Regions from separate parts of the Homo sapiens genome. Here region 1 is linked to region 2. The links are chromatin loops, found by intact Hi-C in ENCODE. Cell type or tissue: CD14-positive monocyte. All regions are shown on one strand. Each heading gives the region's core, and the rest is flanking DNA. Links, peaks and the distances in the headings are about the cores only. Region 1 holds the start of LOC105377331 (a long non-coding RNA gene). Region 2 has its middle 100 kb from the start of CCSER1.

What was found. Peaks named below come from ENCODE experiments on the same cell type or tissue, not always from the same donor. Only the 100,000 strongest peaks of a DNase experiment are listed, where the experiment ranks them.
Region 1: it touches region 2 in a loop (2.2-fold over the local background); 2 of 110 quality-filtered maps call a loop at or near these places.

Annotation. Positions count from the first base shown.
Region 1 is chr4:90,074,065-90,082,871 of GRCh38, reverse strand. LOC105377331 (a long non-coding RNA gene) reads left to right here and starts at 8,050. Exons shown (of 4, transcript XR_939000.3): 1 at 8,050-8,109. In CD14-positive monocyte, for the core only: no CTCF peak of the experiment used is centred there; a DNase peak (open chromatin) is centred at 4,211; H3K27ac peaks cover 1,621 bases.
Region 2 is chr4:90,021,585-90,030,391 of GRCh38, reverse strand. No RefSeq gene overlaps it. Among named protein-coding and RNA genes, the nearest start is that of CCSER1, 100 kb to the left of the region's middle. In CD14-positive monocyte, for the core only: CTCF peaks have their summits at 4,779 and 5,010; a DNase peak (open chromatin) is centred at 2,641; H3K27ac peaks cover 621 bases.

The sequences.
Region 1 (8,807 bases), core at 278-8,277, 53 kb before region 2:
TGATACTAGCACCCACTTGTATTCTGATGGTGACAAAACACAGACTCAAAATAATCTCATTTTTCTGTTTTAAATTTCAAAATTACTTTATTTCTACTACTATTATCTACTGTTTACATTGCAAACACTATTCTATGCATTATATGCACAATAGCCTAGAACTAATCTTGCAAGATATACATAGCCTATCCTCAAAATAACCTTACAAGACAGATACCATTAACATTTGCAAATACTGAGCCTCAGAGGGATTCAAACTTTGCCTGTAATTACCCAACTTATAACTGGCAGAACTACTATGAACCTGAATCCACAAGTTATTAAAATTCCCTCAAATTTTCATTTTCTCATAAGTTGTAATTTGGTCCTAGCTAAGAAAAACTAAAATAATGCCATAAAAGCATAAGGTTTTTTACATTAACCAGACCAGGAGTTATGGTGTAGTGGTAGAAGTAGTAAAAGCAAAACCTGAATTGCAGAAAGCTAGAACAAAGAATAGGTAATGAAATAGCTAAAGCATGAGTAAAAATCTCCTCCAAGAAGCATGGCTTTGTAGAGATTATATGGTAGCTAGAGATGCAGCTTGGATCCAAGAAAGCTATTTGTAGTTGTGTATGAATTTTATTGTGTTTTGCTTTTGTAAAAGTAGAGTAGGCCATGCCTGTATCCTGATTCAAAGGATTCCCTAGAGAGAAAGAGACTGAAGAATAGAGAAACAGAAGGAAAAGTTAATGAAGCAAGATCTTTAAGAAGACAGAAAAGAATGAAATGTAGCAAATCTTTGGTACAAAGTTATACTGCTTCACTGCAGCGCTTCTAAATGAAAGGTTACCGCACCAGCGGTTCAGCCTCACTTGAGAATTATTAGCTTTGCAAATTATCAAGCTCCATTCAAGACTTGCTAAACCAGAAATTCTCCGGTAGGACCCAGCAATCTAAGGTTTAACAAGCCTTCCAGGTGATTCTCACCTATACTAAAGTTAGCAGACCACTGCTGCATTGTGTTAACAGGCAAGAAAAAAGCCAGGTGCAAATGGATGTGGACTTACAGGGATTCAGCAGAGAAAGTTTTGGTGGAGTTTCCATCTATTGTATCTCTCAGTCATTAGGCATTTTCTACCTTCAGGACCTACTCTTTCCACACTCCGTCTCCCCACCCAGCAAAAAGGCAAGAATTTTAGCTGGCTTCTCTTTCAAAATGAAGTCTCAAAAGAGGATGGGAAGCAATCGCGATCAAAGCCCAAGGACTTCCAGACCGGGTTACACAACCATCAGGTCAGCAGGGGCAGAGCAGAGTAGGTCCCAAAACCCATGGCAGATCCTAGGGTGACTTTTCTTTTTAAGTTAAGTGCTATCTTAGAAAGGAGAGAAGGTTAGTTTAGTCTGAAAGTCAGAGAATTGTTATCTAAAGAGATTAAACCCTGCATTAAACACTATTACGTGTTTGCTCAAATTATGTTTAAAATGAATTTGGGCAATCTCCCCGCCCCCAACCCGGCCCACCCCTGCTGCAACAACACAGAAAGTTCAGGTTTCAAGTTCAGACTGGTAGTAGACAAAAATAAGCAGACTATATTTTTGCTTTAGATTTAAATGTAGTGTGAGTAAATCTGTGACACCATTTTCTATATTTAAGCAAGTAACTTAAATAAATTAGAGGGGAAAAAAAGAGATGCAATGTTCAAGCTAATGTATATTTCACCATGATATTCTCGGCAAAATTATTAATATAGGTTTATTATGTATTATATAATGAACATAAAAATCCTTTAGAGGGTGAAAATGTATTTTTTTCTGTGACAGAAGAATATGCATTAAAATGCAGAAGAGAATGGAAACTGCCTGAATCAATTAATTTAACTTAAAAATTAGTCAAATACATTTTAAGGAAGATAAATAGCGTAAATACTATGATATATGTAACAAATTTGCTAAGTAAAAAGCCTTTTTTGTGTACTGTGATATGATGTATATGTTAATACTCAACATAGAAGACCATCTGGTTTTTTAGACTTGTGTTATATACACGTATGATATCCATACCAATTAAATGGTTACACATGTTTGATGTGTGTAATGGATGTTAACTTACAAGCAAGTTCTATACAGAAAGAAACAAAACCAACAGTGTCCAAAGCAGGATATTTCTAGAAAAACACTGCAGAAATTATAGGAAGAAGGGAATGCCAGATTGCAAAATTGAAGGGATTGTCTGTTGCCCAAGAAAAAACAGCATTTTAAAACAAAAACCCAATTTTAAAAAAGATGTTTCTGTATCAGAACAGAGTATTTAAGTGTAAGCATGTCTTCTTTGTAACCACAAAGGTAAATTTCATATACAACTTGACCACCATTTACTTTCTCTCTCCTTGACTTCATATTAATTTGCTACATTTGATTTTTTATCAGCTTAGGTGATTTATAATGAATTTATAATTGCATTTGTGATGTAATGGGTTGGACAATTCTGATAACAGAAAAATTATGTTATCTAAACGAGACAATAAAATTATATGTTGGTAATGAGAATGAGATTTTGCTTGTACCATTTTGTACCCTGCTGCAATCTTGCATCAAGCTCCTTTGAGTTACACATGCAACTCCTATTACCACTAATTGCAGTTTCACTACACAGACACATCAAAAGAAAAGAAACAGACCTCCTTTGTGCTGTGGGTTTTGTAATCCTTTTTATATTGTATAATGAGATCCCATTCTTCTTTCACATTTTAGGTACCGGATGTTCTTATTCCAATATTTACCTATTTCTAGTTTTCCTTTATTCTTTGAAATTCCTGGAAATGTTCAGATAGATGTATTAAAATGAAAATAGTTAATTATACTTTTCAGAATATGCTTGATTCTAAAATGAAAAGAAAACCTTGTGAAGGCATATATCTTTTTATCTTTAGAATTAATATAGTTGTAAACACAATCTAGAAATTGAGATCCATATAGGAATTTAATAATGTAAAAATGCTCAAAAATTACTTCAAGATTTGTGGTCATACGGATGTAATCTTTTACTAGTTTGAAATATAATAATTATTTAAACAATATTATGGTTCACATGCAGAGTATTGAAATCAGGGTACCTCAGCTCTGTTGTTAGGCTATGCCCTTATCCTTTCTGAAAATTCTCAGGCTTTGGTACACATAAATAAAATCTGTACTCTACGGAACCTTTCAGTATCAATGAGATATCACATATACAGGAAAGGCAGGCATGCATGTCCCTCCATACCTGCTCTGCCATGTTCCCCATCAGAGATGGTACCACCGCCCATTCTATTGCACAGGCCAGAAACCTAATAGTCATCCCTTCCACCCCTATTTCCTCTGCTCTTTGTTCCACCTCTATTATAGACTCTGAGTAGTTTTACCTTCTAAAGAGCTCGTGATTTCAACAACTTTTCTTATCACCATAATCAAAGGTTAGCAAAGTTCCTTTGGCTTCATTTCTGGACTGTTGCAGAGACTCCAAAGTGGGATGTCTCTATCCGGTTGACCCATTTCTCTCTTCTCTTCACATTGAAAATATGTCTTGCTGAAAACTCAAACATCAAAACTCAAACTTCTTTCCTGATTAAAATATTTCAATGGTTCCTCATTACTTTTCAGATAAAGTCGAATTTCCTACAAGCCTCTAGCCTGGCCTGCTTCTCCGCCAAGTGTTGCACTGAACTGCGCTGGCTCTTTGGGCTGGTCTTTTCTCCTTTTTTCCTATTTGGCATGCTCTGCCCGACCACAGGCCTTGGCACACACTTCCTCTTCTACCTGAAGCTTGTTGCTGCCCCCTTTCCCAACATATAGGTGCACATGTGTCCACACACATACTCCTTTAGAACCTCATTCATTCTTCAGATTTGCAGTACAAATCTTACTCCCTCAAATATCTGTGATTTCTCATATCAGGTAAAATACTTTCTCCTAGTACTCTGTACTTCTCAGGAGTCCTTCTTTCACTTCTTTTAACAAACATTTAATGAATAATTAAATGATGGGATAAGTAGGCATGATTCCAGGCACTGGGGAGCAATAGTCAATTAGATAAGATCCTTGATCTTAGGGGCTTCTGTCCTAGTGGAACACATGCAAAAAATAAACCAAAAAGCAACTCAACAAACAAATAAGTGCTATGATGAAACTATAATAGGATAGAGTGGTAATGACTATTGAGGGGAAGGATCTCCTCTAGGGAGAGATTTTGCTGATACTTGAATTATGAGTCAGTTCCATTTCCTTATTTGGTAGGTAGATTAACTCTTATTTATCTGTCAACTTGAAACTCCATGACAGAAGTAGCTATGGCAATTTGCCCAGTAATTCTATAACTTAGAAGGTACTCTGGAAATATTTCTGAATAAATAAATAAATGGAAATATCAAAAGTTTTAGCTCAAGCCTATCTGAATTCAAGTCTTGGTTCTCATCTTCAGCTTGGTCAAATTACTAACCGCCCCCATCTTCAATTTCCTCATTCTACCGATGAGAATAATAATGTCTGTCAATCAATTAAATTATTATATATATCTCAGCCACCAGCTTATGATTTTAACTATCGTAAATCCAAAGGTGTGTGTTCCTAATTTGGTGTTTCTCCTCTTATGTCTGAATCAAGAAGATTTTTGTTTTTAAATTCAATGACAGCCCCTAGCATTTAGTTTTCTCATTTGTTAATTAAAATAACAATACCTATGTCTCATGATTGTTTTGAGAAATGAATGAGGCATTAACCTATTAAGAATCTTAGTTCAGTTTCTGGAGTGGTAGAGACAAATTTTTATGTTATTTTATTATAAAAAGTACATCAGAGTAGTACACAAGAGTAAAAGCAGTACACAAGTTCACAGAATTATTACTAGACAACAGTTTTTAAAATGATTTTGCTATAAAAAGAAATAACTAATTTAGATTCTTACAGTGTATATACAGTGTGTGTATTTATATATATATATGTACTTCCTGAGGGAATATCATACATACTAATATTTATATGGTGTTTACAAAACTCTTCTGTAAATATTCTTTCATTAGACCCTCAATAAGAAACTTGGAAGGCAAGTATTGCAAGTCATAAGGAACCTCGTTTTGAAAGAGCTAAAAGGCAGTGGCCAGACTCTTAGGTTACATGCCTTATCCTGTTACTAACCATAAGCAGTGCCCTGATTTGTCAGCAGGTGTTGGTACTGAGGGTTCAACTCTCAGCTGCTGGAGAGGCAGAGAAAAGGAAAGGAAAGGTAACCTCATTGCTACTTCCAGAGTATGGTACTGGCAACATGATCAGTTGGTGAGGGAAGATAGATTTTTACCTTCACATTCCCTTAGTCTTTTACAGTTCACTGCCTAAGCCTGCTTGAAACTCTACATTTACTTAATCCTTCCAGCAGAGAACAATCACTGTGAGTTTTCCCACTGACATACTTTTATTTGCTGAGATTTCATTCTTTGCAGGTTGAGAATATAAAAATTTAAAGGGACAGACTTATAACTACTATAAATCACCTCCTTCATCCCACAGGAAAACAAAGTACCCTACCTCAAGAATTGTTTAAAAGTATTTCCAGAAAATGTATTCTACATAATATATAAATACTTTGAAAAAATGAAAATAAAACCAAGGAAAGAGCTAACCTTGCATTTTCACAGATCAAAATGTTCATTCAAGTAGTATTTGTTGAAAAATGGCAGTGTCTATGGCGTGAATGATGATATTCACCATACTCTGTGAAAATCTGATAAAAGCGTTTGGGATATGACTAAAATTTTTGTTTGACCGAATTTTGAGTTTCTATGATAATGTCAGTAAATCCCAATTAATCTCTAGTCTAACATTTTGTAAATATTTCCATTTAATACTGAATGCTTACGTTTCTGAAAATGAATTATTTGTACATTCGCTAACAGAGAACAAGTTGTAGGTGAATGAAATAGGACTAATGTTTTTATATTTATTCTCTAACGTTCTATGAATTAATGATTCTATGATACCTGATCATGTGGTTAAAATTCACAAATGTTTTATGTCTGTGATATTTCAATTTAGATACAAAGAAATTTAGGAATGATAATAATATTGCAATGTTCTCCACAAGCTAACACAAGAGAACTTTGGACAATTGGGTTTTCCTTGGTCCAGGCTGAATTTTAAAATGTCATGACAAGAATATGGCAAAGGTGAAGGATCCTTTCAGATGTAAGTAAGCTCCTAAATCAGTTGATTTTGAGTTCATCAAAAAGTAAGGAGATTATCCTGGGTGGGCTTGACTTAATCAGATGAAAGCCTTCAATTAGACCCTCCTAAAGACCTCCAGAAAATAAGCTACCCTCTTGTGACAGTGCCTGCAGGAGCCTCTGGGAGGCAAGTAGGGTCCCTTACTGATGACAGCATGGAAATGGGGACCTCAGTCCTACAACTGCAAGGAGCTGAATTCTACCAACAGCCATGTGAGCCTGAAAGAGAACTCTGAACCTAGGAAAGGAATGCAGCCTGAAGATACCTTGTTGGTCATTGAATGAGTCCAGGCTAAGCCATGCCTGGAATCCTGACCCTCAGAAACTGTAAAATAGTAAATGTATGTTGTTTTAGTCCATTTGAAAAAAAGAGCTATTAATGAGTTGTGACTCCTACATTAGCTATACCCACATAATTTCTTGGGTTTAATTACCACTTACTACACAGCCACTGTGTTTCAGGCAATATTCTAGATACTGAAGACTACGTGTTTTAGTGTAAATGAAACCATTAAATAACTCCGAGTGTTTCCTCTCTGATTCAGAATAACATAGTGCAAGTGTAGTAGTCTCTCCCTAATCTCTGCTACTTCACCCCAGCTTCACCCCTAACACATCCAAGCTCTCGGTCCCAGCATGATGAATGCCAGCCTCCAGAGCAGTCTTTTCCTCACTCAGTTAGGTAGAGTATATTTTTATAAAGGGGCAAAGCATAAGTAGCTTGTGTCCTGGGAATCACAACACAGACTTTTTACTGTCTCCTTATGTTGTTATTATTACTATTATTTTTGAGACTGAGTCTCGCTCTATCGCCCAGGCTGGAGTGCAGTGGCGCAATCTTGGCTCACTGCAACCTCTGCCTCCTGGGTTCAAGTGATTCTTGTGTCTTAGCCTCCCGAGTAGCTTGGATTATAGGCACCTGCTACCACACCCAGCGAATTTTTGTATTTTTAGTAGAGACGGGGTTTCGCCCTGTTGGCCAGGCTGGGCTCGAACTCCTGACCTCAGGTGATCCACCAGCCTCAGCCTTCCAAAGTGCTGGGATTACAGGCGTGAGCCACTGCACATGGCCTTTTTATGTTTATTTTTCCAACTTCTTAAAGTTCTACGTGTTACAAATTGCCTACTGGAGTTAGGATACTTATTTTTACTCTGATGTAATTTCCTTCTATGACTTAAAAGACTTACTTTCTTGTTCTAATTGCTCCAGACTTCCCTCTAAAGTCCAGTTTGTCTCCTTAGCAAGTCTTACTGGGTGAATTGCACTGAACCCCCTTGCCAGTGCTGGGACCTCTTTATTAAACCTGCCCTATTGCCTCTTCTGCTACCTCATGGTTGAAGGTTACTAATAAAGGCAAATCATTAGTAACAGCAAATATAATTCATTCATTCTTCAGTCTTTCATCCCCTGTCATTAGAAATTGCTCTTTACTTCCCTAAAAGACTGTGACAAGATGTTATCTTGGTAACATCAGACATCTTTGGTTCCAAAATTAATTTTGAGACAAGCTTGGGATATTTTAGTCCAGTCATTTCTGTGATAAAATGATATTTTTGAGATTTTAATCTAAGTTGTTTTCATTTTCTTCCTGTATTATCCGTTTCTTCCCTCTGCTCTCATCCACACAAAACATGGAGACCCCTGCATTTCTTTGCCTTAAAAGGCATTTGAAACAGACTAGAAAACAAAACCAAAAAAATGATATTTACTTCCCTTTTTGTCAATTTTGCCCCCGGAAAACATAAGTCTATATTAGAATCCCTAAGCAGAGTAATATGAAGTGAAAAGATTGTGTCTAAACTAGGAAGACATTTTCCAGGGCTGAGGTAAGGAGAGCTGAGAAGGCAAAGACTGCGAATCTTGGGAACAGAGCACGTGAGTCTTGCTTACCTGCAGTGCCACCAGGAAATTAGCATGTTCCCAGTGAGGAATGTGGGCAAAGGCTTTTAGCAAATGGGACCAAACATAGCCTCACAAACTGCCTGTGCTCCAAGAGCAGCATAGAGACACAGCATAGACATTCCTCTTTCTAGAGCTTTTGGCCAGCCCTTTCACCTGCCCGAATGCTCTCCCTTCTCTCAGCCTATCCATATCACACTCCTCTCAAGCCCCTCCTAATCCACTTAGCTTCTGTCTTAACCTCTGCCCTTGTGTATGATCACTCCACTGAACACCTCCCCAATTTTATTGGTGTCACTCATTCAGCACTTAATCCTACTGCCTGCTAGCCTGTCATCTAATGCTGTGTATTATTTTTCACTCATTTATCAATTTAAATTAAAATGCAAATTTTTTGAGTTAAAAACAAGGCTTTAAATTCTTACTTTATTACAGTGGTACCCACAAAAATTAATAGAAATAATGTACAATGAAAGAATACTAAAGGTGTTCTAAGAAGAATCATGCTATTCTAGCTCCTAAATCAATCTTGAAATACCCATAAAATAGAATTTTATGCTCAAACTACAATCACATTAGAGTTTTACACATAAAAATGCAATATTATAGAATCACTCTTATCTAGAGGTACAAGGTGAAGCACAAGGGATTTTTAGGGTAGTGAACATATTCTG
Region 2 (8,807 bases), core at 483-8,482:
AGATAAAGCAAAAGGTCTTCGGTGACCAGTATTGGTTTCTCGCCAGGGCCAGCTTCATGGGACTGTAACCTGTGCAGTGCCATTTGATTTAATACTCAGCTGTCTCCATCTCAGAATTATTAATCATTTTTAAACAGGGGACTTCATGTATTCATTTTGTACTAGGCTCACAAATTAATGAAGCTAGTCCAGGTTCTCATTAATGTGAACTTTTGTTCCATATTACATTTCCCAAATAGCATGGAATATGTATTTTTTGTTTGCTTCGCTTGTTTTTAGAACAAACAAATGACTTTTTAAATCACTTACCAAAGGAAGCAGAGCAAACAATTAAACTACGCCAGCACTGAATATGTTTCAGGCTTTGTGTTTATTTTATTTGCTTTTTGTTTGTTAAAATTTTAAATCTTTTAAAAAATAAAGCAGTAACAGAAAAAAATAACTTTTCCACTGAATCTGGAGAAATATATCAGTAAGCAGAGAATATTTATTTTCAAACTAAAAAGAGTAAAACCTCTGGAGTTAATGCTACATTTGTCCAAAAGTTGTCCTTAAAATTAGGTTTCAGGTGGAGGCTGGTAAATTGAGGAGAGATAAGTAAGTGCTTTTCTGAGGTTTAAGCGCTTACCACATGCAGAGGTGGAATAAATCATTTATAAGCTTTGTGACTTTGGGTAAATTAGTTAACCTCTCTGTGTCTCAATTTCCCTCAGTAAAATAGAGATAGCAGCAAAACTTTTCTTGTGAGACTATTTAATAAATAATGAGCTATTATATGTACAACACTTAACATAACACTTGGCAAAAAGGAAGCACTTGATACTTTGAAATATAATTATTCCCAAATGCACCTAGTACATTCTCTTGTATATGTTAGGAGATAAAAGAAATATTAATTGAATTGTTAAATTTTAAAAAACTGAGAATATATCAAGATGTATCCAAGAAAAACTTTGTACTGACAAACTGTATGGAACATTTTCTTCTCTACTTTATTTGTTGTATTAGTCTTTCAATAGTGACTCAGTAAACTGGGACCTTAGATGATTAACATTTTTTCTTTGCCTATAATGCCCTTAGATTTTCTTAAAAGAAACTATACATAAATTCCTAGACATCAGCCAATAATATTCTTCCTCTTTTAATCATTTGTATTAGTTTTTAAAATTTAAAAAAATTAGGAGCCACTCTTCAACGAAAGTATTATTTTTAGATCTCAAATTTATAAAGTTGACTCGTATATACAATTACTAATTGAAATATGTTTGTGTGTGGCCTTCATTACTCTGTGTAGAATAAGAACAACTTAAGACCATACACTGATAAGAAATATCAAATATCAAGACCCAGTTAATAAAGGGTGCTGGATAACTGGTTATCAGTCAACCTTTGTATGTGGGTATGGGATTTGTTGTAAAGGCTTTGAAAGCACAAAGCCTCCAAGGCAAATGAGAATAATAATCATAATCCCAATCATAAGCCTAATAACACAGGGGTGATTAAATATTACTCTCTGGGGAAGAAATAGATTGATTCTTTCTCATAAAGAGGGTAAGACACATTTCCCACAAATATGGCATAAAATATATGGCTAAAGTTGGGTTTCGAGCGGAGGCTGGTAAATTGAGGAGAGATAATTAACTGCTTCTCTGAGGTTTGAGCACTTACCACATGCAGAGGTGGTTATATTGACTAAGCATCTAATTTGGTATTAGCACATTTTAGCTGCTGAATAGATGTGACCTCCCTTTTGTTTCCAATCTGCTAGCAACCACCTAGTTAGATTCTATCATCACACCTCCTGTCACCACTACCAACAATCCCCTTCCATCAACCTTAAGGTACACTCCCATATTTAAATAGCAGACATCCATGAACCTGGAGCCTTCTGAATGATGGCTGTGGAAGAGGTCACCTGTACCTGCAGTCCTCCACTCTGCCTTTCTCTGCCCTCAGCCAGCTCCATTTCTTTAATTATAAACTATTTTAGTTCTTCTGGTTTCTTTTGTAAATTATTGCCTATGAATGCTGCACTCTTCTTCTGCATGTGTGCAATGAACTCAGAAAGTCACTAAAGGCTGAAAATCAGTATTTATTCACACATCTATTGCAAAACCCATTTTTACCCACATTTTTTTCATTTGACCATTGTTTAGGAAGAAACAATGTTGTGTCATCTCTTGTAAAAAGAAAATTATCACATTGTAATTGTACTATTGAATCATTAACACAAAATCATTCACATAGAAGCTAACAAATAATTACTTCAGTGTAACAGGTTTAGTTTGCACCAAGGCAGATTAGGACAGAAATAATATGTCTGTATTATCCACTATCTTCAAAGATCAAGAAACTGGATAAACACGAATACCTCAAAATAATAAAAATAATATAAAAGCTACCCAGGTAACAAAAATATTATTTTTTTCAGCTCTTTCAGGTGACTGTGTTAATTGACTTGGTTTATCCACTTGGTCCACACATCCTGAGTGATCAAAAAGAAAACAGGTACAATAATAATTTTTAAAAATGTAATGATTAAAATGGTAAACGCATTTAGTTAATTGGTGCAGTCATCAATGTTTATGTTCTAGTTCTGCTTTATTTCAAGACGAATCATTTACTGGAAACCCCCAGTAAATTCATACCTTAAGGAACCACAAGTTTATCTTCACTTCCTTATTACTAAAGGAGAAGTCAATTGCTGCACATTTGAAAATGTCTCTATAAGTCAGACTAGCATAAATTAAAATATATGCATCAAATTATATAACCAATTTAAAGTAGGGCATAGAAATATAAGCCAGGCTTTGTTGTTGTTGTTTTCTTTTGTTTTTTGTTTGTTTTGGGAAAGGAAGTAAACTAAGACCTAAAGATGAGAGATTGGTTAGGATAGGTCCAACATACATATTTTTAAAAATTAGAAGCACTGAGTCCTTATCTTATATCTCCTCCTTTAGGCCTTGTTGCTCAATGTATGTCCTATAATTTTATATTAATTTTCAGTGATACCGATGAGTTTTTCAAGTAAAATGAAATATACGTAAGATTTTTAGATATGCATTCAGTAAACTATGATACTATAACCCAGTTGAGTAAATGGAGAAAGAAGAAAGAAAAAGGAAGAAAAGGAGAGGAGGACAAGGAGAAGGAAAACAAGTCATGGCTCCAGGGAAGCATTGTTCTGACACTGATGTGTGTCAGCTAAGTAGGAAACAATGCAAGACAGATGTACTCAAGGGTGCACAATCTGTTTCTTTATAAGGTACTCAACTTTCCTGATGATTCCATGTGAGCATAATCTCCCTCTCTCTGTTTCCTTTTTCTATGTAACATTCCAGCTCCTCGATGTTAAACAGAGTCAATATTTTAAGACTGTGTGTAGTTTCCATTTTATTTGAAAAAGAGACACAAAAGCATTAAAATACTATGGGCTGCAGGGCACTAGTTATTTATAAAAATTAATACTTATTAGTTATACTCAGAGGTTAACTAAAGCTATATATAAACATGTAAGTTTTGAGACTATCAACAATTTTAATTACTTAAGATGTTTAGAGTTGACAAAATGTTTGGTGTCAATGATAGTAACCCCAGCGGTCTTGCATTCACTAACATTGGAGGGAATCAAATTGGGGTTACCCTAGGAAAAGACTTTTCTTGGGGAAAAAATAACTCCTTATGAACAGAAATAGTCTTATATTCTCAGAGTCCTTTTGCTTCTTTTGTCTAGAGCCTTGTCTCTCCTGATACTGTAATCACATTTAATTATCTTTGCTTGAGTATTTAAAAAATAGCAGAACCTAAACCTTGAATGAACTCATTACTTACATTCTTATTACTATTTTTCTGTATTTGAAGTTAAAATAACGTATTTTTTAAAAGTAAGACCAAAGTGTCCTGATTTAAACAATTCGGTAATAAAATATTACTTGTGGCTCTTATTCCATATACACCAAATTTGGAATAACCAGTATCAATTATCAATCATCTTGACTTACTCCATCATAATTTTTTAAAAGCTGATATAGCATGTAAACTTACATTTCTGAGTTTTTGCTTGGTTTTGGTGCATATCAGGTGTACAGTGGCTTATACAAAATTTTTTAAATTTATGCTGCTGGAGATGGATATTAGCATATGAGCCTGTGACTTCTGCTTTTTAACAGTACTTTTCCATTTTAAAAGCATAACCTTTAGATGTGTGCAGACACCACATATCTGCAATTATATAATTACTTGATGCATATGCATAATGTTGAAATTACAGATGCTCCTCTATGCTCATTTAGCTGAGAGTGTGAAAAACACCATGGTTCCGTCAGTTCATTGAAAGTAGCTAGAAGATTAAAATGTTCACAGGTGTTCTTAAGCCACTAACCAAAATGGTCAATAGACTAATTTTTATTGCTTCAGTCCAACTCACTTTGTTTAAAAATGTTCTCTCAGAAACATTTTAATTTCTGCCCAAATTAGATATTCAGCATATGTGTTCATATTAACTTTAGACTAAAGCATAGATTAATAGTTTGAATTTTTGTTAAATAAATAAATGTTAGGTGACCACTTTTTTTTTTTTTTTTGCTAACTCTAGGTCCAGAATTGAATATCAAAAGCAGAAATACCAGACCAAAATATAATCAGAACAAAATAAGGGGTAAAATTTTCAGCCAAATTTTGCAGAGCAAAATAGATATTTTAAATTGATGTTGTGGTTTAGTGATGGTAGTATTCGAGTCTATTTTGATTTTCATTTAGACATGAGATATTTAAGAGAAAATGTTAATATGGGATGTGGTGTTGGTGGTTTTTTTATTTTTTCGGTTAGACTCAGTTCAAATAAGGTAAGATCTTACAGAACCAAATATGGCTTTTTTCTTTTCTTTTTCTTTTTCTTTTTAAATTTCCTTTTGGTAGATTAGAAGAAACAAAGGATATGCATATGTGCCCTCTGCTGGCAAAGTAAAAATCATGACCATTTTCTAGAGACAATAAAAACAAAATCCTGGAAGCAGAACAGTGCATTATATTCAAAGATGTTTTACAGAAGGAGCAAAACAGATTTGAATTAATTAAGTAAATGTCTTAAAAGGACTGAAGACAAGTTTGGTATTGTGGTTTATAGCAAAGCTAAATGAAGTTCTTGAAAAATTAGAATGTTGTTTTTTAGTCTTAAAATTGTTATATTAATTTGTTGAAAATAATGAAACTGTAACATCTAGTTTGGTAAATTCCATTAAGGTTTTCAGAGACAAAATAAAGCTAGATTACTTTGTGAGAGTAATTCAAGCTTTCTAGGCCTCTAACAATAATTATAGTGCATTTGCCTCTCAATCTTAAATACTGGATAAATTTTCTATTCATAGAATTAATAGAATACTGGTATTTTGAACTAAACTGCACTGCTTTAACATTTTCATCCTCTTAAAATCTTGAAAAATAATACTTGAAATGAATTTGTATAACCTTATCAAATTGAAGAAGCACGAAGATTTTTAAAAACAAAGGCTTCATAAAATTAATCTACCCCAGAAATTTTGTAAAAAATCAACAAATGTTTTCCAAACTGAAAACATTTGCAGACAATAAATAAGAAATAAGGATATAATCAATGCATTAGTGTCAACTCAGGAGAATGTAACAAATGATGCCCTGAAGAGTTCATCTGAGGCCTGGTGTTTGTCTATCTTCTTATCAAGTGTCAGGATGATAAAACATAGAACATACTCTTTAAATCTGAAACTGGCTTTAAGGAGCCAAAGATTGATTCAGTCCCAACATGGAGAATGATGTTTTGGAGGTAAAAAGTACCTCAGGAGTTAATCTACCCAAACTTTCTTATTGTATAAAGGAGGAAACTGAGGCCCAAAAAGATTAGAGGAAACTACAGTTAAGCAAAAAAAAAAAAAAAAAACAGAGACAGAATAAAGTTCAATTAAGACAAGTATGGTGCTGTATGTTAGAGAAGAAAAACAAAAATATCCCATAAGTCCAACAGAAAAATGGCTTAGGAGCATAGCTCACAACAAGTTGACCGTGAATCACTAATATGAGGGGAAAGTATAAAATTTTTATTAAAAAATACAATAAAATACTGAAGAGAATTCAGAAAAGGCAGTAAAATGTATAGCAAAAAATATAATAGGTGTAAATAAGGGTCAGATAATTTATTCCTTATGCTACTACCAATTAGTTATAACTCGATCAGTTACTTAATCAATCTGTCACTTTCTAAATATGTAAAGTAAATTGGTCATTCACATGACTGTCTCCTATTGACTTTTAATGAACTGCACAGTATTGGCTGGCACACACACTAAAAGTGGGCTTCTTCTACATATGAGCGGCACACACAATGATACATAGATGATTCTTAAAACTATATACTATAAATGTAGTTAAAACTATATAATTTTACAAATTTGACAAATATTCACAAAACTAATTATTGGGCTAGAAAGAAAGTAAGGATGTTGTGATGGTTAAGGTTGAATGTCAACTCGATTGGATTGATGGATGCAAAGTATTGTTCCTGGGTGTGTCTGTGAGGGTGTTGCTAAAGGAGATTAACATTTGAGTCAGTGGACTGGGAGAAACAGACCCACACTCAATCTGGGTGGGCACCATCTAATCAGCTGCCAGCATGGCTAGAATAAAAGGAGGCAGAAGACTTTGGAAGGACTAGACTGGCTGAGTCTTCCGGCCTTTATCTTTCTCCCATGCTGGATGCTTCCTGCCCTAGAACAGTGGACTCCAAGTTCTTCAGCTTTTGGAATCTTGGACTTACATCAATGGTTTGCCAGGGGCTCTCAGGCCTTCAGCCACAGACTGAAGGCTGCACAATCGGCTTCCCTACTTTTGAGGTTTTGGGACTTGGAGTGACTTCCTTGCTACTCAGCTTGCAGACAGCCTGTTGTGGGATTTCACTTTACGATCATTTGAGTCAATTATCTTTAAACTCCCTTTCATAAATACCTCTGTCCCAATAGTCCTGTTCCTCTAGAGAACCATGACTAATACAGATGTTTTTAGAGAATGTGGGGTAAGGGAGACAAAATAGAAAAGAAGAAATCTTTTTTCAATGTGACTATGCTCTTTTTTCATCACAGTTTAGTCACTAGAATATCAAATACGCCCAGTCTCTCATTTTAAATAGGAATAATTGGAAATGCAAAGAGTTAAGTGATCTGGTTAAAGTTAAAAGTTAGCAAATATCAAAGCTGTAGAACCCATGTGTGAGTTATTTATATTATCCTTAATAAATTAACAAGCTTTTCTCCATTACTGTGGCTAGAATGATAGGATTGAAGACAAGGGAAGTTAATTCCAGTCTGTCTACCCTCTTATAAATAAAAGAAAACCCACAATGACTTAGCATTTATTTGACCATCAGTTTCTTATATTTTAATTTTAAAGTTATTTTTTTCATTTTCACTTCACTTGCATATTTTCTTAATGGCATTGGACATTTATTTTTGTTAGTTACAGCTATAGCTAATTTTTGAATGTTAGATGAATCTTCTAAGAGAAAATAGTGGAGTATATTTTACAGAGATATATTGAATTTCCTAAATGGCCACATTAAAAGTCATGCAGAGCAAAGAAGACAGTAACACTGATGTTCATTAGTAGATTTATTTATTAGTAGCCTAGCAGCTTTAACAGACATCCAATCCATTCAGATATTATGTTTATGTTTTCTTAGAAAAAAATTGAAACACTAATCTGCCAAAAAGTGATATTGAAGAGATACACAATGATTTTAATATATGTAGGAAGTATACGTATAATACAGAAAATATTCAGAACACAGAAGCATGCCAATTTTGTAAGTAAAAAGTCATAAAAGGCCATTTGCCAGATGGAAGGGTAGTGCAGCAAGATGTAAAAGTGTCTGAGGTAAGGAAATACAGCAAGAGACATGACACAGTTGATCAGAAAAAGGACCATAAAGATGAAGTTTAAGCTCTTATGAATATAACAAAAATAAGGTCAACTTGTACACCAAATTAAGGACATAGAAATTCAAGGGGTGACTGTTTAGTTATTAGGTGGCAAATGCATAAAAAAGAAAATTACAGATATAACAATTGGTATACATGTTCTTTGAGAATATGTTAGAAAGGGTGAAAGCCAAATTTGAAATAATGTGAAAAACCTGTTAATAGACAGAGGGTACCTAACCAAGGCACCATCAGATCATCAGAATTGCAGGCTATCCATGTCATTTGCAATGAGCCTTAAATTGTTGTAAACTTTAAGTAACATTGATGTAAAGGGAAGTAATGACTACTATGAGGGACCAAAAGCCAAAAACTCAGTTGTAATTCTTCCACTTATATATAGGGCTGAAGTCTCTAGAATATAGTTAGACTTCCTCTGAAGGATAAGGAGAGTTTTGGATGGAGTGAGATGCCCTCGTGGTACTATGCTTTATTTTCAGGAAGAGAAAACAGACAAGTCTTACTGCCACTGGAAATCTTGCTAGTGGCCTCCCTTATAGGGCTACTTCCAGTTTGCTGTGTGAAGGCAATGTGACTATGCTCTTTAACCTCACTTTGAATATCCAGGAAGTGCTCTGGGGTGAGTGGCAGTCCCATGCCATTATTAAGATAAAGAATTCTGGGGTTTTTTTGTTTTTTCATTTTTTTCCATTTTCTAGGTTATTTTGTTTTCCTATGAAATCTAGTGGTGCAGAGTAGTTAGTTATAATACTCGCTGATGCTTTGCATTTTCAAGCAAGGTAAGATTCTATAGTCAGAGGTGATTTTTAGTTTTTTAAAATTAAATAAGTTTTGTTTATTTTT